Linked DNA regions of Homo sapiens: region 2 is linked to region 1. Evidence: read pairs that join two places in POLR2A ChIA-PET (ENCODE). Cell type or tissue: Panc1. All regions are shown on one strand. Each heading gives the region's core, and the rest is flanking DNA. Links, peaks and the distances in the headings are about the cores only.

Evidence for each region. ChIA-PET counts read pairs that join two places held together with the same protein. Peaks named below come from ENCODE experiments on the same cell type or tissue, not always from the same donor. Only the 100,000 strongest peaks of a DNase experiment are listed, where the experiment ranks them.
Region 2: POLR2A ChIA-PET joins it to region 1 with 11 read pairs; 3 of 35 experiments call an interaction of 5 or more read pairs at or near these places.

What each region holds. Positions count from the first base shown.
Region 1 is chr5:16,924,739-16,936,300 of GRCh38, forward strand. It overlaps MYO10 (myosin X), which reads right to left and starts at 11,550. Exons shown (of 41, transcript NM_012334.3): 1 at 11,050-11,550. The coding sequence starts at 11,070. In Panc1, for the core only: no CTCF peak of the experiment used is centred there; no DNase peak of the experiment used is centred there; H3K4me3 peaks cover 163 bases; H3K27ac peaks cover 5,201 bases.
Region 2 is chr5:16,719,551-16,731,811 of GRCh38, forward strand. The region is part of intron 19 of MYO10 (myosin X); the gene reads right to left. Among named protein-coding and RNA genes, the nearest start is that of RETREG1, 110 kb to the left of the region's middle. RefSeq lists an enhancer at 2,086-2,775. In Panc1, for the core only: no CTCF peak of the experiment used is centred there; no DNase peak of the experiment used is centred there; H3K27ac peaks cover 336 bases.

The DNA of each region.
Region 1 (11,562 bases), core at 1-8,000:
TAAAGTACAAATCATGGTCGTGGGTGGAAAGTGATATTAACTTTGAATTTCTATTGGCAGGAGTTATTTGGTATCAACTATCACTTTATCACTTTTTTTTTTTTTTTTTTGAGACAGAGTCTCACTTTGTCACCCAGGCTGGAGTGCAGTGGCACGATCTCTGCTCACTGCAAGCTCCGCCTCCCAGGTTCACGCCATTCTCCTGCCTCAGCCTCCCAAATAGCTGGGACTACAGGTGCCCACCACCACACCTGACTAATTTTTTGTATTTTTTAGTAGAGACAGGTTTTCACCGTGTTAGTCAGGATGGTCTCGATCTCCTGACCTCGTGATCCGCCTGCCTCGGCCTCCCAAAGTGCTGGGATTACAGGCATGAGCCACTGCACCCGGCCTATCACTTACTATTAATAATATTAGCAAAAGTTTCCCAAAACCCAAACAGAAATAATTTGGCCATTACACTTAACAAATGTTTTGAATAATTTTAGAGAAAACTTTTCCTCAATCAGAAAGGACCTGGATGTGAAACATGCAACAAAAGTAATAATTGAAGAAAATATTTAAAAATCAGAATGAAATAAAACATCTGCATGACTGAGAAGGAAAAGATTCACATAGACCTAATCCCCAAACATTTCACATAGACCATTTTCTGGCCAATATGCATTATGGTACACGCATTACGGTATACTCCTGGGTTGCCCAGGCAACAGAGTAAGTAAGAGTAGGTGGTGCAATCTCGGCTCACTGCAACCTCTGCCTCCTGGGTTCAAGCAATTCTCCTGCCTCAGCCTTCCCAAGTAGCTGGGATTACAGGCGCCTGCTACCACATCTGGCTAACTTTTGTATTTTTAGTAGAGATGAGGTTTCACCTTGTTGGCCAGGCTGGTCTCGAACTCCTGACCTCAGGTGATCCACCCGCCTCGGCATCCCAAAGTGCTGAGGTAACAGGCATGAGCCACCGTGTCCGGCCTCAGTTTTCTTTATAACATACACAGCATTGAAAAGTTATAAAGAACCTCAGAAATACCTGATTTAAGAAATGGTGATAAATCACAATATCAGCAATAATGACTCACATAGACTGCCTGGTTATCTCTTATCCAGAAGTCTTGCTGCCAAAAGTGTTTCAGAATTTGGAATATTTGCAAGACACCAGTTCAGCATCCCTAATAAAAAATCCAAACTCCAAAATGCTCCAAACAGCATTTTCTTTGAGTGTCATTTCGGCACTCAGTAGAGTGGCTATGGTTAACATTAACTGATTGTACATTTCAAAATACCTAAAAGAGGATAATTTGAATATCCCTAGCATAAAGATAACAATTTAAGGTAATGGATATCCCAATGACCCTGATGTGATTATATGAAAGCATCAAATGATCACATGTACCTGGAAAACGTAAATCTAATATGAAAAATTAACAATAAATATTTTTTTCAAAGTTTCCAATTTGGGAGAATTTCAAATTTTGGATTTTCAGATTACGGATATTCAACCTGGATAATGAAATTAAAATACTTTGTAGTACTTCTTAAAATCAATAATCTATCATATGCAATCTCATTCTTTTTTTAATCTAAATAGTGCTGTATGAATTTCGCTGACAATGTCAGTAACTACTGTCCTGCCTCAGCAAAGCAGGCCATCTCTAGACTTAGATTAAGAAAAGAACAATCTGGCCAGGTGGGGTGGCTCACGCCTGTAATCCCAGAACTTCCGGAGGCCAAGGCTAGTGGATCAATTGAGGTCACAAGCTTCAGATCAGCCTGGCCAACATGATGAAACCCCGTCTCTACTGTAAATACAAAAATTAGCCAGGCATGGTGGCACACACTTGTAATCCCAGCTACGTGGGAGGCTGAGGCAGAAGGATTGCTTGAACTCGGGAGGTGGAGGTTGCAGTGAGCCAAAATTGCGCCACTACACTCCAGCCTGGGCGAAAGAGGAAGACTCTGTCCCAGCAAAAAAAAAAAAAAGAACAATCTAAGAACCACAAAGAAAGGTTCTCCACCTTGGTATTACTGTCCGTAAAACAAACTATTGTGACAATCTTGACTCTAACCACATAACAAGTGAGTTTGCTAAAATATGGACAAAAAAATAGATTTATGAAAAATATACTATGGAGTATACGTATTTATTACTCATGAAACATCAACAGAACACCCAGACATAGGCAACTGTAATTAAATTCACTCATGTTTGATATTTTGCTGACTTTCAGCAATAAAACCCATAGCTTTAAACATGTTTGTTGATTCTGCCCTAATGACAGATGTATTTGTCCAGGCAGAGTAGAAGCCATTTTATTTACCAATTTGTAAGCATGGTTTATAACTTTTAAATGTTTAGGTATGTGATATGGGAACTGAATTTGTACTCTTGCCTCTGGCCCCACAAATGATATTTAAAGCTTTTCTCAATCAACTCTTCAGTGAAAAACATTACAGGTGTGTTTTATCAGAAACATATATATGAAGGCATAAAAAAAAAGTCTCAATGCATCTACCACAAACATGAAGAGCCACACCATGGGAGCTTCTTTGTGTCTTCTGCTTATGGTATTTTCTTTTGTTTGTTTGTTTATTTATTTATTTATTGAGATGGAGTCTTGCTCTGTTGCCCAGGCTGGAGTGCAGTGGCACAATCTCGGCTCACTGGAAGCTCCGCCTCCCAGGTTCATGCCATTCTCCTGCCTCATCCTCCCGAGTAGCTGGGACTACAGGTGCCAGCCACCACGCCCAGCTAGTTTTTTGTATTTTTAGTAGAGACGGGGTTTCACCATGTTAGCCAGGATGGTCTGGATCTCCTGACCTCGTGATCCTCCTGCCTCGGCCTCCCAAAGTGCTGAGATTACAGGCTTGAGCCACCGCGCCCGGCCTTTAACTGCCGTAATTTAAAATGCTTTTATACGGAGGCAATTTTAATCCTTAAGAGCAGGCAGGGAGTCGGACTGGGTGAAGGTAGAGCTATTAGTTGGACAATTCCCATATGTTTCTCCCTTGTTCTAGCTGTATTTCAACAGATGTGTTGTGGCTTTGTCCCCAAAACTCTAATGTCTTTTCCTGTAACTGGCAGCATTAGATGACATGATGTCATGTGACATGAGGTGCTAGATTTACTTTAGGCCTGGTGGAAATATTTTCTGAACACCTCTTAGCAAGGCAGCAAAATGTTTTATTCAAGGAATGCTCTTGGGAAAACGACCCAATGTCCTGTCAATAACTGTTCCATGGGTATCGATAAGCTAACAAGCAAATGATAGGTGATATGAAGAAACTCCAACAAAGCACTCAGAATCTTTAACTGAAAAAGAAGATTCTATCAAAAAACCTCAAGTAACACTTCACTAATTAATTGACAGCTGGAATTAGGGAAACAAATGAGTCCCACATTTTCTTTTAATAAACACTTCTCAAATCATCTTGTTTTCTAAGTGCTTTATTTTGTTTTAATATTTTTATTATTACTATTACAATTTTGGAGACAGTCTCCCTCTGTCACCCAGGCTGGAGTGCAGTGGCTCACCGTAATCTTCACCTCCCGGATTCAACCGATTCTCCTGCCTCAGCCTTCCAAGTAGTTGCGATTACAGGCCCATGTCACCACGCCCAGCTAATTTTTGGATTTTATTAGAGACAGGGTTTCACTATGTTGCCCAGGCTGGTCTCGAACTCCTGACCTCAGGTATCCACCTGCCTCGGCCTCCCAAAGTGCTGGGATTACAGGCATGAGCACATGGCCCTAAGTGCTTTAGTATGTAAACCTTCCTACTATCCTCATGAAGTTGGGACAACCAGCTTTAGAAACCACACTTTATGGGCCGGGCATGACGGCTCACACCTGTAATCCCAGCACTTTGGGAGGCTGTGACGGGTGGATCACAAGGTCTGGAAATCGAGACCATTCTGGCCAACAAGGTGAAACCCCATCTCTACTAAAAATATCAAAAATTAGCCGGGTGTGGTGGCAGGCGCCTGTAGTCCCAGCTACTTGGGAGGCTAAGGCAGGAGAATCGCTTGAACCTGGGAGGTGGAGGTTGCAGTGAGCCGAGATCACACCATTGCACTCCAGCCTGGGCGACAGAGCAAGACTCCATCTCAAAAAACAACAACAACAACAAAAACACACACACACATTTTTAGAAGGAAACAGAAGGCGCTTGGCTTTCCCAAAAAAAGCAAATCAAATAAAAATTAGTGGCATGTTTTTTTTTTGGTTTTTTTTTGAGACGGAGTCTTGCTCTGTCGCCCAGGCTGGAGTGCAGTGGCGCGATCTCAGCTCACTGCAAGCTCCGCCTCCTGGGTTCACGCCCTTCTCCTGCCTCAGCCTCCCGAGTAGCTGGGACTACAGGTGCCCGCCACCATGCCCGGCTCATTTTTTGTATTTTTAGTAGAGATGGGGGTTTCACCGTGTTAGCCAGGATGGTCTCCATCTCCTGACCTCGTGATCCGCCCACCTCGGCCTCCCAAAGTGCTGGGATTACAGGCATGAGCCACTGCACCCGGCCAAATCAGTGGCATGTTCAAAAGCTGATGAACATTTTCCTGCGGAGTTTTCAACATTTCTAGGGTGTGGACTACTTGTTTTCCTAAACTCCCATGCAGTTTTCCACTTGAAAATCATTTAATAACTGCCCACTTTTAGGGCATTTCATCAGAGAGCCTAGAGAAGATGACGCAAGTTTAAGGCAAAGGACATCAACAGGACAGAAAAGCATGGCAGTGAAGAACTCTCTGTGGCTCTGGACACAGCCTGTCTGGGTTCAAATCCTGGCTATCGTTTTCTAGCTGTGTGACACTGAGTCAGTTACTTAACCTCTCTGTGCCTCACTTTCTTCATCTATGGATTGGGTATAATTATAGAGCCTTTCCCATAGGGTTGTTCAAGGGATTAAATGAGTCACTAAATGTGAAGTGCCAGCAACATGCCTGGCACATGGTAAGTACAGTTGTCCCTATGTATCTATAGGGAACTGGTTCCAAGACCTTCCCCAGATACCAAAATCCATGGGGAAAAGTCTACATGTTCAGTACAGATGCAATTTTTTTCTTGAATATTTTCAATCAGAGGTTGGTTGAATCCAGAGATGCAGAACCCACAGATACTGAGTACAGGGCTGACTGTACTCAAGAAACACTAGCCATATTTATTATTGTCTTCAAAGAACTGTAAGATACTTCATAATCAAGGGAAAAAGTTAGAAGCATCTCCCCTTCCCGCCATAAAATAATCTGAAAATAACCATTATGCAAGGATTGAATCTCAACCATGAGGACATTTCAATGCCAAGGAAGTGATGAAACTTACTTACAAATAAGATATTTAACCTCGCAAGGCTGTTTACTCATTTGAAAAGGGGAGAGGGTTTGTAAAGCATGTAAAGCCTCTAGCTAACAGCAGTAAATCCCTCCTAACAAGACCAAGACAGAAAGAGAGCCAGGTTTAGAGGTAAGAGAATAGAGGTCACCGTGAACTAGACCTGTTAGAGACGGTTTCAAAAAGGAGCCAGACAGGTGGGACATTCGATAGACAGAGAGGCCTGCCTGCACAAAGGATGGAGTGGAACTGGGTAACAGATCCTCTGGTGTAGGATCACGTGCGAGAAAAGAATAAAGAGAGAGTTACAAGATCAGAAAACCTTGAAAACCAGACTGAGGAATGTGGACTTAATTTTATAAGCAATAAGAACATGCTTTAGACAGAGTTCTGGAAATACAAAATCTGCCAGAAATGTACAGGCTGAAAAAGAGAAAACAAATAAATGCAACGCACCACAGGAAGCTACCTCAGAACAAAAAGCTCTAAGGTCGAGATTTCCCTGCACCAGGAGTACTGACATTCCATTCACCAAGGGCCACTGGTTCTTAATTTCAAAGTACAGTTACTGTGACCAAGCCTTTGTTATTACTCACCTACTATGTGCCAAGGGCTCTGTAAGTCCTCTCTCAAATTCGGCTGATAACCATGCAAACTAGGAACTATTACGCCCATTTACAGACCAGAGAGCTCAAGTTCAGGATTTAGAGCATCTGGCTGAGATCCCATCGGAGGGAGCCAAGCGCTACTGCTAAGATAGGATGCTCTGCACTCAGCCTGGGGGCAGTTAGGCAAGGGGAAACGCTTAATCCAGACTTCACCGGAGGCTCATTCTTGAACGTCCCCTACTAGCTAGTGACATGAAAATGTTACGTAGCAGTTACTCTAAGTCCAAACTGTTGAAACTCATGAATAATAAGGTACTCCCGGCTGGGCATGGTGGCTCATGCCTGTAATCCCAGCACTTTGGGAAGCCAAGGCAGGCGGATCACCTGAGGTCGGGAGTTCGAGACCAGCCTGACCAACATGGAGAAACCCCATCTCTCCTAAAAATACAAAATTAGCTGGGTGTGGTGGTGCATGTTTGTAATCCCAGCTACTCGGGAGGCTGAGGCAGGAGAATCGCTTGAACCCGGGAGGCGGAGGTTGTGGTGAGCCGAGATCGCACCATTGCTCTCCAGCCTGGGCAACAAGAGCAAAATTCCATCTCAAAACAATAATAATAATAATAGTAATAATAATAAGATACTCCATGTCCTACCAATCACAACAGCAGGAGAGCACATTCAAGGTTTACATCCTCAAATGTGAGCCCACTTAAAGCCAGCTGAACTGGAAAAGCAAACACTCTGCTCTCTCCCTCCACCACTCTGGTTAAACAGTGAGGGACCTGCCCATGCCAGCTTGTTCCTGGTTTGTGCTTGATTTTGCAGGAACAGCCGGCCACATGATATGGAGTGAGGAAGCAGTCCTACCCTGCCCGCCCCAGCCAGACAGCTTATTGCTCCTGCTGCAACAACTGTCCCACTGCAGCTGCTCCCCCTGGCTTTGCTGTCCCCAACATAGCAGGGGGAAAAAAAAAATGAGTACTTGACAATAGAAATGTTTTCAAACTACAGAGAAGAGGCAACACGCTATATCTCCATTGTGAGAAAAGGGAAAGGGACCCAGCTAATCTCCTGATATGATTTTATAGTCATCAAAGGGGTTGCCTTCAGGAATTGGTGATACAAGAAGTCCTCAGCAGTTCCCCTTTACACATGGAGACATATCGAGGGTGAGGAGAGAAAGCTGCCAAAAATAACAATGTCCACATTTTTCTCTAACAAGAAAAGATGTCAATAGATCACAAACAAAAAAAATATACAACCAAATGGGGAGAAAATTGGCTTGGGAACTCTACTCACTTAAAAAGCTATTTGAACAACTCCAGATAACCAACCACAACCACAGTCCCTTGTCAAGTTAAGTAGAAGAGGTTGGTGTTTCCACTTAACGTCTTTAGAATGAAGTCTGCTCTAATCCAGAGTGAACCAGACTGGAAGAAACAGGTATGTCTGGAATATTTTCCACTAACAATTTATCCCTTAAACATTAATACCTGCTTTCTGTATTTGTATTTGTGAGTATCTTACTTGTGTACATTTTACATATTTATTCTGAAAATCAAGGTGTTTGATTAGTCTCACTAATAATCCTCCGAGATCTTGTATTTGAACAGACACATCACACCTCTGCCTAACAGGGAAACAGAAAGGTCAATTTCATTTGGTACTTACTGGCCCCTACTATATTCCAGGCACTGTACTTGGCCCTGAAGACATGAAAACAGTGTCCACTTCAGCACATCAACACAAGTTTGCACAGTAGCCTTGCCCCTTTCCTGGTTGAGCCTTTTCTGTTTGCTTTTTTTATTATTATTGCTTCTGGTTACAGACACATCTAAACTTAGTTTCTGGCTGAAGTAAACTTAACAACTTACTTAGAAATGCTGAAAAAACAAGCTTCCCCAAAGCATACACACAATTAACTCGAGGGGAGCCATAAAATTCTAATGAAGGCCATGAAGAAACTGAAACTGAGGAATGTGGCATGCTCAGTTTCTCTAATCCTGGAGAACATTTTGAAGTCAGCAGCTGTCAGCTGACTGGCACAAGCTTTGCAAGCTTCCCCCTGGCGCGCAGTAAGACACTATCTATCTAATTAATCAATCAATCTAGCAGGCAGTAAGAGTCTATCTATTTTGTGACACAGGGTCTGTTGCTCTGGAGCGCAGCGGTGCAATCATGGTTCACTGCAGCCTGGACCTCCTGGGCTCACCTCAGCCTCCAGAATGGCTGGAACTACAGGTGCATACCACCACACTCAGCTAAGTTTTGTAGAGATGAGGTTTCACCATGTTGCCCCGGCTGGTCTTGAACTCCTGGGCTCAAGCAGTCCTCCCACCTCAGCCTCCCAAAGTGCTGGGATTACAGGCTTGAGCCACCGCACCCGGCCAAATCCTATTTAAAACAGGGAAGCGCAGACAAGGCTGTGCCTGCAACACAAATAGGAATTAATACCGCCAAACAACTGCTTCACAGGTCTAGCTCAGTGGATCTCAACTGGGAGTGATTTTGCTCCCCTGTCATTCAGCAATGTCTGCAGACCTTTCGGGTTGTCACAACTTGGGGGATAGGGTTAACAATTACTGAGTAGAGTCCAGGGATGCGTTTAACCTCCTACAACACACAGGACGGCCTCCAACAACAAAGAATTACTCAGCAATGGTACCAGGTTTGAGAAACCCTGGTCTAGCTAGAAATAGCAGTTGCGAATCACAAGCAGCTCCCATTTCCTTATTATTTGGCCATTCATACACAAAGCTAAACAGGCAACATCTCATTCAGTAATTTTTCCCCAATTGTTAGCACTGGCTTTAAACTGTTGTCCAACAAGCAACAAGTCATTTACCCCTAAGCCACAATGGGAAAAGTTAGCAAAGACAGAATTCTACTTAGTGATAAGGAGGCCAAACAATTTAGCTGTCCTTGGGGAATATATCACTTCCACACTCGCTGTTTCTATTCTAACAGGACATTAATTACAGCATTTTCTTCACTGGACAATTTAACAAAAGGATGCTCCATTACAAGACATGAGAGAGAGAAAGGGGAGCTGGGATCTATGTTAAGAGTATGTCTACAATTAATACCTCACTATTTAACCTCTCTGACTGGCCCTGCTTCCTTCCCACTCAAAGTGATTAGATTTAAGGGTGGAACTTTCACGGCTGATTAGAAGTTAATATTGTAATACACATACATCACAAGATTAAAAGTATAACCTTAAAATAAGCGAAAAGTTCCCAGAAATACCAAAGTCACCAGCAGCAAAGGAAAAAGGCTCTGGATTCGTGAACAAGCTCTTCAAAGCTGGGCAAGGGACTTACTCATATCTTTGGGTTAAGATTCTGTCTACAAAATGAAGAGGAGAAAGTAGAAGATCACTAATGGCCAACTGCAAAATAATATTGATCACAGAAATAAAATCCAACAACCAGGCCCCTTACACTGAACTAAGGTATCCAGTGCAAGATGAAAAGAGTACTTTGAAAAGTCAAAGTCTCACCGGGTAACAGGAGATCAGGACGCTGTAGCGCGTTATCCTGATGTTCCCCCCACTTGCACTAGGGGGCAGAGTTCTCCCCAAGGGGGAGCCACGGACCCCTGTGGTGCTCAGACAGGCTACAGGAGGAGTGAGATCCGTGCAAACTGAATACAAATTTCTATATTTTCATCAGATTTTCTAAGGGACCCAGAACACAAAAACAACAAAGTTAAGAATCATTGCCCTAGGGGCAGGGCCTCCGTTTTCTTACAGATGCAAGCAATTAAACACCGGAACTCACTGTAGCCCGAGGGTCCTTTACCACTGGACAACGTGCAACTCTTGCAGAAAGTTCTGGTGCCTTTCGACAAGCATGAAAACAAAAGTCTATGGACTAGAAAATGCGAGCGTCTCACAATTATATATATTTCACTTTTTTTAAGAAAAGGAAAAATATGTATTGATGGATAATTCCTTTCTAGTCTTCCTTCCACAATGAATGTGGGTATCACATCTGAAACACCACTTTTAAAAACTAGATATGACTACTAAACAAGAATGCATTTATCACTTTGGCCAGTATGAATAGCTGTCTGAGAATACAGTCAGTGAGCATGCAGAAAGCAGAATGACTTGAAATATTATATCCAATTAAATCAGATAAACCAAGTCGGCTAACACAGAGGCAAGCCCTCATCAATCTGATTTGCTGGAAGACTCCAAAGCGGTTCTGCACTCAGAAAACATTCCCTGGCTTTCAACGAAAATCACATCAGACTCTCTCAAGTCAACTAAGTTTACTTTGAGCCACTTCAAACCTCAAACTTAAACAGAATTTATTAAATAAACACAACCAAGAAAGGAAAGGGAGCCAAGAAACCACAGTAAGTCTCGATCCCAAAGGGGGAAAAAGGGTTCTCAAGTTAAGTTTCAGTGTCCCACCCTCAACGACCCTAAAGAGGGCATCCGTTTCATCTATTAAAATAGCCACTGTTTGCCCTAAACGAATTTTCTTTACATTCGAATTCAAAATCTGCATGGACACTCTACACAAATACATGATCATTTGATCCCAGGGTCTGGAGTTATCCCAAGCCTTAAAAGAGCACTTCTCGGCGAGCAAAGTAACCGATTAAACCCTTGCCTCTCCTTCTCACACTTCATTAAGCCGTCTCCTCTGGAAGTGTTTGAACCCCTGCACAGGAAGCCCGCACGTTTTGCAAAGGAAATACCAGACAAGACCTTTCTTGGAGAAAGGCAGGTCCCCGCTGAACATTTTATTGGGCTTCCTGCACCCGGGCAGTCGAGCGGGCGGATCGCCCCGCCCGCGCCCCGGCGCGCGCCGCCTCACCTGGCGCGGGTGTCCCAGGGCGCCCCGAGAGCCAGCCACCCACGCAAACGGAAACGCACCTTCGCTACCTCCCGGAGCAAAATGCGAGCGCGGGACAGGACGAAACAAAACCTGCCCGGGCTTACTCATCAGAGACTCCGCGGGGGGATGGGGGGTGATTTCAGGAGACTCCCAGAAAGTTGCGCCTTCCAGGGCTTAGGAAAAAGTACCCAGGGCGCGCGGCGTGGTGGGCAGACGCCTCTCTCCCTGGGCTCCGGAGGCCAGGTCGGACTGGGAGCGCACTTACCTCGGTGAAGAAGTTATCCATTGTTCCAGCGCAGTCCCGGACTCGCCGAGTGCCGCTCCGACTCGCGGAAGTCAGCGCCGCCGCGGGTCCGGGGAAACCATGCGTGTCACGGCGCCACTCCCGAGGACGCGCGCCCGCGGGGCTCCCCTGCTGCCATCGCCCGGTCCCTTCTTGTCCTTCTCACCTTTTGTTCGCCCAAACCCAAGTCCCTAACTCGCCCGTCCCGACGGCAGCCTTTGTCTCTTCTTCCTCCAAGTTCCTCACTACTGGGCGCAGCGCTCGCAAGCGGAGAACAGCTGGTGGCACATTCTTCCCCCAGGCGGGGGAAGGCGGCGGGGTGCTGGCGAGCGCGGCCCCCTCCCTCTGCGCTCCGGCCGGGGGCCCTCGGGGCGGGCAGGAGGACAGCGGGCCGCAAAGTGAGCAGGAGCCGCGATCCCCGCGCGAGCGCTTGGAGGTGAGCAGTCCCGCGCCGCGGCTCAGCCAGCTCTCGCCCGCGGGACTACAGCCCAGCGA
Region 2 (12,261 bases), core at 2,396-10,395, 200 kb before region 1:
TCTAGAGTGGATCCTTTCCTATCATTTTTGGAGAGAATTTACTCAAGGTCTAAAACTTTCATGTGATCACAATGTCTTGAAGATTATGTAAAAGTAAACAATTATTTTAATCAACTAAAAATATTTATTTGGGCCAGGCACGGTGGCTCACGCCTATAATCCCAGCACTTTGGGAGGCTGAGGTGGGTGGATCACCAGAGGTCAGGAGTTCGAGACCAGCCTGACCAACATGGAGAAACCCCATCTCTACTAAAAATATAAAAATTAGCCAGGCGTGGTGGTACATGCCTATAATCCCAGCTACTCAGGAGGCTGAGGCAGGACAATCACTTGAACCCAGGAGGCGGAGGTTGTAGTGGGCCGAGATTGTACCATTGCACTCCAGCCTAGGCAATAAGAGTGAAACTCGGTCCCTAAAGAAATAAATGTGTGTGCGTGCGTGTGTGTGTGTGTGTGTGTGTGTGTGTGTGTGTATATGTATGTATGTATTAGAAGCCTCCCATAGACTAAGCACCCACACAAATAACTAATGGTGTGGGATGTCCAAGAGCAAACCCAGTCCCTGCTCTGCCCTGACAAATGCAGGCCCTTCCCAGATTAGATCTGCTTAGGATGCAAAATGGTAGAGAGCCCGAGATCTGGCAACACAGGAGATCCTCAGAGCCCTGACAAACAGCCCCAGAAAGCCAAACAAAGGAGCTGAGCATCACACCGACAGTAAGTCAATTGCCTTTACTGCCTTAACTTGGGAGCTTATTAAAAGAATTTTTTGAAGACTTTATGTCTTATAAGACCAACCTCCACATTGCTAGACTATTTCTCAAAGTGAGTGGTACTGCATTCAAAATTTAGAGTTCTACTTTTCCACTATTTTATTTTTATTTTATTTTATTTATTTTATTTTATTTTAATTTAATTTTTGAGACGGAGTCTCGCTCTGCCGCCCAGGCTGGAGTGCAGTGGTGCGATCTCAGGTCACTGCAACCTCTGCCTCCCAGGTTCAAGCAATTCTCCTGCCTCAGCCTCCCGGGTAGCTGGGATGGGAATATAGGCACGTGCCACCACACCCGGCTAATTTTTTGTATTTTTAGTAAAGACGGGATTTCACCGTGTTAGCCAGGATGGTCTCCACCTCCTGATCTTGTGATCCACCCGCCTTGGCCTCCCAAATTGCTGGGATTACAGGCGTGAGCCACCGCGCCCAGCCTCCACATTGTATTCTTTAATGGCACCTGACCTACTTTAAATGAAATACTTTAAACTTTACATTCATATTGGGTCTGCAACTGAGGGACTCATCGCACAGTTCATATTGTGGAGATTAGTATGCCACTATCTTAAGAAACATAAAATATGTGAATTATGTAATAAGAAAAGCCATTACATAATTCATTACATGAATACTGTATGTGTGGGGCAGGGGGCACTGCTACAGAGAGGATTTAAAATATTAGGTATATTTGTATTTGCATTTCCATTATGGGATATACCTCTACCCCATTTAACTTTAAAAATAAACAACCTTATCTTCTGATAACCCCTCTTCAACTTTAAGAAGTTAAAGACTCCATAAGAATTACCCAAAGACAATTACGCTACATAACAAAATATCATTCCCAGTCCTGTAACTACTAAGAAAGCCTCACAACAGGACTCCCATCCCCTCCTCTTGCTGATTCACAAAGAACTCTGCAAGGAATCTCAGTCTATTTGCTTTCTTTGCTACAATAAACTCTCAAGAGTGGTGAATAAATATTCTCAGATAAGAAGTTTATCATGCTTTGAACAATGTTCAAAAGCATCGTAACTAAAGCAGCAATATAACTTTCCTGACCTTGAACAGAAGGTAAATAAAAGTCACTTCAACTGGCGACAAAAGTCCTTTGTACTTACATCAGTCATTTCACTCCGGGGCTGTTAAACACTTACACAGTGGTTGCTACTTGCTAATTTTCACATTTTTAGAAAAGAGGCAGAAACTAATTTCCCCTAGAGAAGAGGCAACCCCCGCAGGTGAGGAACAGGAAGGTAGTAAGCAGGGCCTGACTGGCGAGCAAGCTGTCAGTCAGTCCTGGAGGTCAGATTGTAGGGTCTGGAAATTTCTCACTCACCAAGTACAACCTTCAACCCACATACCCGCTGAGACTAAGTACAGCTGTCACCCTGAGCAAGGACACTCACACTCTGTTACAGCTGCAGGCGCTTACCTCGGACCCACACAAACCTCAACTACCTAATGGGAAAGAAAACACTGGAACATAAATAACATGCACACATACATGTCAATCTTTCTAAGGGATAGCTCTGGTTGTATCACAGCCCTGTTCACACAGAGCCAGCACATGCCAGTTTAAGACAAAGGCTTCGATTTCCCATTCGAGGTCCTCACAGTATGGCTCCAATTTACCTTCCCAGTCAATACGCCCTTATACAAATCCTACCTTTTAGTCCAACCATAGATCATTCTACTTGTTTCTTGATTAAAATGCTCACTTCCTGTCTCCACCTCAGCTGAAACTGGCCTCTCCACCTGAAATGTACCATCTGTTGAGCCTGATGGATCTTTTAGGTGTCTCTCAAATGCTCCCTCCTGCGTAAAACTGTCCCGATGCATCCCACAGGTGCCATCCGTGATGCTCTCACCCCTAGGTTCCCAGCACACGCTGTACTTGCATGAGGATGTGACCCCTGGTCACACTCTTTTTCATCTTAAGCATGTCCATGTGAACTCCCCATTAAATTACACATTCTTGCAGCGGAGCAGCTGAATTCTATGAATGTCTGAGTTCACTACATTGCCTGGTGTGTCACCCTACGTATCAGATACACTCTCACTTACGCTGGTATATTTGCATGAACAAAATTGTGCTTCTGTTTACAGCTGTTTCTAATATATTTGTTTAATTAGCATTAAATAGGTTTTGCCTCTCTTACAGATTTTGGAGAAATGAAAACGTTTTTTTGCTTTTTAAAAAGTATGTCAATCTACACAACTATAATCAAATGATTTTTGAGCAATGTGCAAAGGCAATTAGAGAAAGGATAGTCTTTCTAACAAATGGTGCTAGAATAATTGGACAGCAATATGCAAAGATATAATCTAGATGTGGACATTACAACTTTCACAAGAATTAAGTAAATCATAGACCTATGTATGTAATGTAAATCACAAAACTATAAAACTCCTAGATGATAACATAGGAAATAATCTAGGTGGCTTTGGGGATAACTTTGATACAACAACAAAAGAATGTTCCCTTAAGGAAAAAATAGATGTGTAGGATTTCATTAAAATTAAAAACCTTCTTCCGAGAAAGATGCTGTTAAGGCAATGAAAGACAAGTAACAGACTGAAAAATATTTGGAAAATACACACTAAGAAAGACTGTATCAAAAATTTACAAAGAACACTTAAAACTAAACAATATGAAAATCCAATTTTTAAAATAAGCAAAAGATCTGAAGAGACACTTCACCAAAGAAGATAGGCTAATAAGCATATGAAAAGATATCACCTGTCATTGGGGAATTACAAATTAAAACAGGCCAGGCGTGGTGGCTCACGCCTGTAATCCCAGCACTTTGGGAGGCCGAGGCAGGCGGATCACGAGGTCATGAGGTCAGGAGATCGAGACCATCCTGGCTAACACAGTGAAACCCCGTCTCTACTAAAAATACAAAAAAAAAATTAGCTGGGCGTGGTGGTGGGCACCTGTAGTTCCAGCTACTGGGGAGGCTGAGGCAGGAGAATGGCGTGAACCTGGGAGGCGGAGCTTGCAGTGAGCCAAGGTTGCGCCACTGCACTCCGGCCTGGGTGACAGAGCGAGACTCTGTCTCAAAAAAAAAGAAAAAAAATTAAAACGATAATGAAGTACCACTACATACTTATTAGAATGCTTAAAATCCAGAAAATTGACAATATCAAATGCTAGCAAAAATGTGGAGCAACAAGAACTCTCACCCAGAATTGGCAGGAATGCAAAATGGTGCAGTCAATTTGGAAGACAGTTTCTTAAAAGCTGAACACAGTCTTAACACATGATCCAGCGACTGCCCGCTGAGGTATTTTCCCATTTAGGCAAAAACTTACGTCCACACAAAAATCTGCACATCAATGTTTATAGGATCTTTGTTCGTAACTGCCAAAAACTGGAAGCAATCAAGACATCCTTCAACAGGTGAATGGACAAAGAAACTACGGTATATCCATACAATGAAATATTATTCAAAAGCTATCAAGCCACAAAAAGATGCGGAGGAACCTCAAGTGCATACATAGTGCTAGGTGAAAGATGTCAGTCTGAAATGGCTATATACTATTTGACTCCAATTATATGACATCCAGAAAGAGACAAAACTTCAGAGACAGTAGAACAATCAGTGGTTGCCAGGGGTCGGGGGAAGGATGAAGAACTAAAGCACAGAGGAATTTTAGGGAAGTGACACTATTCTGTGTGATACTGTAATGGTGGATACATGACATCATGCATTTGTCAAAACTCGCGGAACTTTAGAGCACTAGAATAAACCTTTGGGGAAACCAAGAAATAATGTAGATTGTCACAAGAGAATCTAAATGAATCGACCTCACTAAACAGGGTGAGGGAAAAGACGCTGACTTAAATAACGCTGGAAACATATAGAGTCTATAAGACTAAAAGCATAAAGAACTGCATTTCAGCTCTGTACTATAGTTGATAAAGTTGTTTTCCCCAGGGGTATGGAGTCACAACTCTGGATACTACTGTACATGTACACTGGAATTAAACAAAAAAATGAATGGCAGATGATGGGAGCCAGGTTTCTTACTGTTGGAGCGAGAATTTTGCAAGAAAACCTAAACAAAACCCATTCTGTCCAACTGGATTTGATTTACTGTCATGAAAACAGCACAGAAAATCTCAGGGTCCTGACACTAGTTCAAATATGACTCTAAAGGAAGCCAGCATAAGGTCCAAGTAGCCCTCACAATGTGTTTCTAGAGAACATGCCCAAAACGCAGCTCGATACCCAGTTATTTTTTTTTAATGACTCACATGACACGACTGGAATGTGTTTCTATGGGGGTTCCACTGCAAGACGTCATGAAGTAACTCTTCAGTATAGTGTTTAATGAGGAGGGATGCAAAAGAAATTGGGAGATTACAGCCATCTCTTTTTCCCCACTAACTAATTTGTTGTTGTTAAATGAAAAAATAATACACGCAAAGGATCTGGGTGTATATATGCATATATAATACATACACATACATACATATACAAAAAAGCATCTGCCATAAAAACCCCACAGCTCTCCTGAGGAAGACCATTCGTACTAGTTTCCTGTGTCTCCTTCAGGCACAGTCAATGCATGTATAAACACAGTATGCATGTGTGTGTATATGCACGCTCACGTGTGTGCAGATAAATACACGCACTGCTTTTTTAAAAATGCAAATAAAAGTGTTCCACATTTTGCTTCTCTTACCTAACAGAATCTTAGAGACAGTTAACCTGTCAGGATATACAGTTCTCTCACCTTCTTCTTCTTTTTTTTTTTTTTTTTTTTTTTTTTGAGACAGAGTCTTCCTCTGTCATCCAGGCTGGAGTGCAGCGGCATGATCTCAGCTCACTGCAACCTCAGCCTCCCGGGTTCAAGCGATTCTCCTGCCTTAGTCTCCTGAGTAGCTAGGATTACAGACATGCATCACCATGCCTAGCTAATTTTGCTAATTTTTGTATTTCTAGTAGAGACGGGGTTTCACCATGTTGGCCAGGCTGGTTTCGAACTCCTGACCTTGTGATCTGCCTGCCTCGCCCTCCCAAAATGCTGGGATTATAGGGGCGAGCCACTGTGCCCAGCCAAAATACTACATCTTAAATTGAAAATCGAGTAATAAAAATAGCAACTACCCAGCCCTTGAACAGGAGCTATGTTTCTACCATTGAACTGAGCACTTTACATGTGCCCACTTAATCTTTACAACTACTCTATGAATTAAATCAGTCCATGATGATAAAATTAAGTGTGTGATATACATTTTTAAAAAAGCAATCGTGTGGGAAATGCTCTCAGCTAATATTTCCACAACACTCTACAATTTCCAAAGTACTTTACCTACAATTTGCTCTATCACCCTGTGAGGTGGGTAGGGCAGCCATTAATTAGCATTTTCATTAAATAGGGTCAAAGAATGTTGTGTGACCTGAGTCATATCATACAGCAATTACCAGGCCAGAGAAGCAACAGGTACCCCCTTTTTTTTTTTTTTTTGTGAGGCGGAGTCTAGCTCTGTCACCCATGCTGGAGTGCAGTGGCGTGATCTTGGCTCACTGCAGCCTCCACTTCCTGGGTTCAAGCGAATCTCCTGCCTCAGCCTCCCAAGTAGCTAGGATTATAGGCGCACGCTGCCACGCCAGGCTAATTTTTGTATTTTCAGTAGAGACAGATGACCATGTTGGCCAGGCTGGTCTCAAACTTCTGACCTCAAGGTGATCCACCCGCCTCAGCCTCCCAAAGTGCTGGGATTACAGGTGTAAGCCACCGTGCCCAGCCCACTCAAGTCTTTTAACATTAAATCCTTGCAGATCATGCCAGATCTCCCCTAGAGTGCAGTAGCACATCTGCTGACTGACAAGTTTACGTCCAAAGTGATACCATATTAGTGGCCACTATGGTCATCTGTGGACGATCATCAAGTCAGCATGGTTCCATTCTGGCACATAGGTTGGTTTGTATGTATGGATCTCTATGGTGGTGGTGGTGATGGTGGTAACAGCAGTACTAACACCACTAGTAGTAACAGTACAAGTAGTACTTCCAGCAGCAACATTAGTGGCAGAGGAATAACAAAAGCTATCATGTACCAAGGGCTTACTGTGTCAGCTTTCATTTAATTTTAGCAACTCTATGAGGTAGATATTATTGTCATCCCCATTCTACAGATGCATAACCTGAAGTGCAGGGTGGTTAATTAACTGTCTAGGGTCACAAGGCTCATGCTTAATTAACACAGCTGAGCTTCAAATCCAGGCATCGTGACAGCCAAGCCAGCACTAAGCACCACTAGCTATGCGGCTCTTCCTGAAAGGTGCAAATTCAGGAAAGGGGGAGTTCCTGTAGTTCCAACGTATTCATTATTTAACAATGGAGTATACTTCCTGGTACATATTTCCTGAATATTTCTGAATGAAATTTATCACAATAGCTATCTTGGTAGCAGCCCAAAATAGAAATCAACTTCTGAGCATTAAAACCCACGAGATGATACATTTAGTTAGAGTGAGGGCTTGTAAACCACAGCCTGCCAGCCATATCCGGCCTGCCACCTGTTCTTGTAAATAAAGTTTTATTGGAACACAGCCACACATTGTCTGTGACCACTTCCACAATACAATAGCAAAGCCTAAAATACTTACTATCTTGCCAGTTACAGAAGTTTACTAATCTCTTGAGTTAGAGAATAAAAGCTAGACAAACAGGGTGCTCAACTGGTGCAAATTGAGTTGTGCTCTAGAGATAATTACACACCAGATTTCAAAAACTTAGTATGAAAAAATAAAGTATCTCATTAATCATTTTGAAATTTATTACATGTTGAAAGGATAACATTTTGGATATAGTAAAAAAAATATGTTGTTAAAACTGCTTTCACAAAAAAAACAATTTTTTTTTACACTTCTAAATGTGGCTACTAGAAAACCTAAATTAGACATGGTGCTCACATTCTATTCCTATTGAACAGTGTTATTCTAAAAAGTTAGGGCTTCTGGTTTATAAGGACTTGGAGAGTAAAACAACAAGGCTTAAAATTCTAATTTGATTACAATTTTGTTTGATACCTGCAGCATGTTTTGTATAAATACACTGTCAGACTATTTTGATATAAGGCTTGCATGTTTAGAGACTAACACATATTCCTTTTCATAACATTACCCATTTTTCAAAGATAAAAAACAATGCTCATGCAAATACTGTGAAATAAAGGCCCCATGAAGGGTTCTCACGAGGCTAATGACTCTGAACAAATAAATCAAACACGAAGAATTTCCATTAACATCAAATAAAGTGTCAAATAATCTTTCAAGATCAAGACAATGATTCTCAAACAACATATAACTAACTACTTTCCCTAACAAATTTATATTTAGTTTTCAGGGATCCCCCAAAAGATTCCTAGGACATTAACTTTGATTTTTGTTTTTTAAAACAAACTGTTGAAGCCAGCATCTTCCTTGCCTATGGGGATGCTGAAACAGAGCCAGCGCTGAGGACAGAGCTGTAATAAAGCTGGATTAAACAAGATAAAACTGGGGCACATACACTCCGATCCTTCCCCCCAGCCCAAAAAAAAAAAAAAAAAAACTAGCAAAGAAATGCCTGGAAAAGCTATGCCTAACAGCTCTCCAGTGTTTAGTACAAGCCCTTTCTCTTTAATTATGTCCATGGGACATTCACTCATTTGAATCTTGGCTGCCTCTGTGCCTGGTCACATACTTGTTTCCAAAACACACAAGTGGCCTGAAAATCACGTGTTGAGCGTGTGATTGAATGCTTCCTTGAGCTCTAGGAACATAGGCCGCCCTCCGCCATGGCTTCTTCCTTCCATTCTGGTTTCTGCCTCCTGGCTTCCTGCCTTTCACAGCCCTGCACCTGCCGCTCCAACTTCCTCTCTCTCAATGGCCCTGCGTGTGCATGGACTACTGCACACGGCCAGGGTCGCTTGTCTCCTCTCCTGCACACTGGACAGATTTCTCAACTCTGCCTCCTTCTGCGGGCTGCCCTCTGGGGAAACCCTGTAGGCAGATCCCAAACTTCAGGCCACACACCAGCTTGCACACCAACTCCTTGGGGATGAGGTACCTGGGGACTTTCTTTTGGCTCCCACCCCTCCAGCTCTTTGGGAAGATAGAAAGCAGAACTGCCTTTTGCTGCAAAAAGGGAACCCCTGGATCGCCAAAACTAGAGCTTTTTAATTTTCAACACTGAAAAAAAAAAAAGCTACATATAGTCTCCTTCCTGAATTAAAAGTTAAACGGCATATAATGACACCTAATATTTAAATATGAATTACCATGTACCAAGGCTTTCCATGAGTCTAATTGAATATCCAAGAGCCAGTGGGCAAGACAAGACTATTATTCCATTATATACCTGGAGACCCTGATCCAAGTGGAGTGGCTTGCTCAAGGTCACACGACTACTGTGCACTAGGACCTGTGTCTAGTTCTGTGCCCTTCGTCCTCGTGGGAAAACCAGAAGAGCGTGACTCCAAGTGTGGCCTGGGACGGCTGCCTGTCCATGGCAAGATGGCCACCAAAGGTGAGAATAAGCATTTAGGAACTCTTACAGCGATCTGATGTGGCTGCATCGTTTTTACTGTATTTTTTTACTGTATTTTTCTTTTCTTTTCTTTTAAGCAGCAGCAAGAAGGGGACCCTTTTCTTTTCTTTTAAGCACAGCGTGGAAGGGGACCCGAGTGGGTTGCCGATTTTTACTGTATTTTTCAAATGCACCAGTCCTCAATGAATTGGCAATGAAAAACAAAACACTGCTCTTTTGACTCTTTGAGATGCATTGTTCTAGAAGGTACTAAGGTCAATTTTGAGTTAAAGCTCCTAAGATATTTATTTGTATTGGTGTATATAAAAATCCACTGTTATTACAATATTATTCTGTAATTTTGCATGACGTACTAAACTTTCTCTTCCTATAGTTTAACATCAAGTCAGACTCAATGGATAAGAAAGTGTCCTTATTTAAATTCTTCTTCAAAACTACCACAAGTCTAAAACGTGGATTCAGAAAATCTGATATTACATCTATTAAAAGTTACCTAAATTGTACAACGATAAAATCCAAATATTTTTGTATTTCTCTCTACCTTCACCCCTTCCACTCTTCATCTAAAGTTGTATTTTCTATTTTTTTTTTTTTTTTGAGACGGAGTCTCACTGTGTCACCCAGGCTGGAGTGCAGTGGCGCGATCTTGGCTCACTGCAAGTTCTGCCTCCCGGGTTCACACCATTCTCCTGCCTCAGCCTCCCGGGTAGCTGGGACTACAGGCACCACACCCGGCTAATTTTTTGTATTTTTAGTAGAGATGGGGTTTCACCGTGTTAGCCAGAATGGTCTCGATCTCCTGACCTTGTGATCCACCCGCCTCGGCCTCCCAAAGTGCTGGGATCACAGGCGTGAGCCACCGCACCCAGCCTAAAGTTTTATTTTCTAGTGTGGCCCAACAGCAACGCTTTGCTAAAAGAACTCCAACTGTACCCCAGCCAACCCTACGAACTCATCCACTCACTTTCTCAGCTTCCTGTGGAGTGAGGCTCAGCAACCAGGCCCAGTCCTGGCCAAAGAACCAAGCAGAGAAACGAGGAAGATGTCACGCAAAACTACTGAGGGGCTCCTGGGGAAGATTTTCCTTCCTAATTAAAGGAAGAGGGGCACCGAGGGGAGTCTCTTTGGTCCCAACCCTGATTCTTTCCAGGATTAATGTTTACTCTAAGAGGGTGAGGTCTTTATTTGCTTTACTCAGAGATGTATCACAATGGCATAACAGATGCTCATTGAAAAAAATGGAATGACAATGTTTTGTGAGGAGGTGATGGCTGTAGCTATGGCAACCATTTTGTAACCTTGAGGAAGGACCAAGAGAACTACAGGCACATGGATCCAAGTCCTGACCCTGTGGAGCCTCTAAACAAACGCTTCTTATTAAATGTGGGGTTTTTACATATTAACCGTGTAGGTCATTATTGGCAGAATTACTCTGTCTTAGTGCTGAAAAGTTGGACTCTGCCTGGAGAGAGAGAAGGGTATGTGACATACCGGTACAGTCTGTTGGTAGATGGAAGAGGTGCTGTGGTGGAAGGGAAGGATTATCCCTGGGAAGGAGGGAGGCTTATGGGGAAGGGGCTTAGTCCTCAGTGGATTAAGGTGCATGGAGATATTGCAAGGCTTGTATATAGTTTAAAACTCTTCAGTGGTTAACACTGTGAGCCTCAAAAATAACCAGAAGACAAATCAGTATGGAGCAGAGGTCAACAGGGGCAGCATCAGCTGGTACGGGATGCCAAAACCAGAGGGACATCACGGGGCAGTGTCAAGTTCAAGCCCAGCCAGAGAAGCCAGAAACAAAGACAGAATACAGAGACCCAGGTTCCCTGGCCCCTGTGAGAATTACTAGGTGGGGGCCACATCTGAAGCAGCTAAATGCCTAGACAACCTGAGATGGGAGAGACTTAGGAACTCAAATATATTCAAAATATAGAGAGGATCTGACAAAGGCAGAAAGACAGGGATGCAGCACGCTGCGGAGGATGGAAGGTGGGGTGGCTGATGTTAGATGCTCTCAGTCCTTTGATGAATTACAAGGTGAGGTCGTGGGCTGTCATGGGAAGGTTGAAATCAGGTTCAGGGATGTGGGAAGGTATGGGGGGAGTTGGTGAAGAGCAGGGAGGCCACCTCCAAGGCTGGCACAAGTATGTACTAGCATTGATCAAAACACACTTTTTTTTTTTTTTTTTTGGAGACTGAGTCTCGCTCTGTCGCCCAGGCTGGAGTGCAGTGGCACGATCTTGGCTCACTGCAACCTCCACCCCCTGGGTTCAAGCAATTCTCTGCCACAGCCTCCTGAGTAGCTGGGATTACAGGTGCCCGCCACCATACCTGGCTAATTTTTGTATTTTTAGTAGAGATGGGAGTTCACCATCTTGGCCAGGCTGGTCTTGAACTCCTGACCTCATGAGCCACCCACCTCAGCCTCCCAAAGTGCTGGGATTACAGGCATGAGCCACCACGCCCAGTTTTGTTTTGTTTTGTTTTTAAGATGGAGTCTCACTCTTGTCACCCAGGCAGGAGTGCAGTCATGAGATCTCGGCTCACTGCAACCTCTGCCTCCCAGGTTCAAGCGATTCTCCTGCCTCAGCCTCCTGAGTGAGTAGTTAGGACTACAGGTGTGTGCCACCATGCCTGGCTAATTTTTTGTATTTTGAGTAAGAACAGGGTTTCACCATGTTGGCCAGGCTGGTCTCTAACTCCTGACCTCAAGCAATTCGCCCACCTTGGCCTCCCAAAGTGCTGGGATTACAGGCGTGAGCCACCACGCCAGGCCAAAACATGCTTCTTGATATTGTCCAGCAACCCTGTGGAATTGGAGACAGAGAGGAAAGCGTGGACATTACCCAAGACAAGGCTGGCAATCTGGACAGCGTGGAGGGCATGAAGCCCCAGGAGGTGACGGAGGCCACCAGCTTGGGATAGGGCGGCTCCCCATC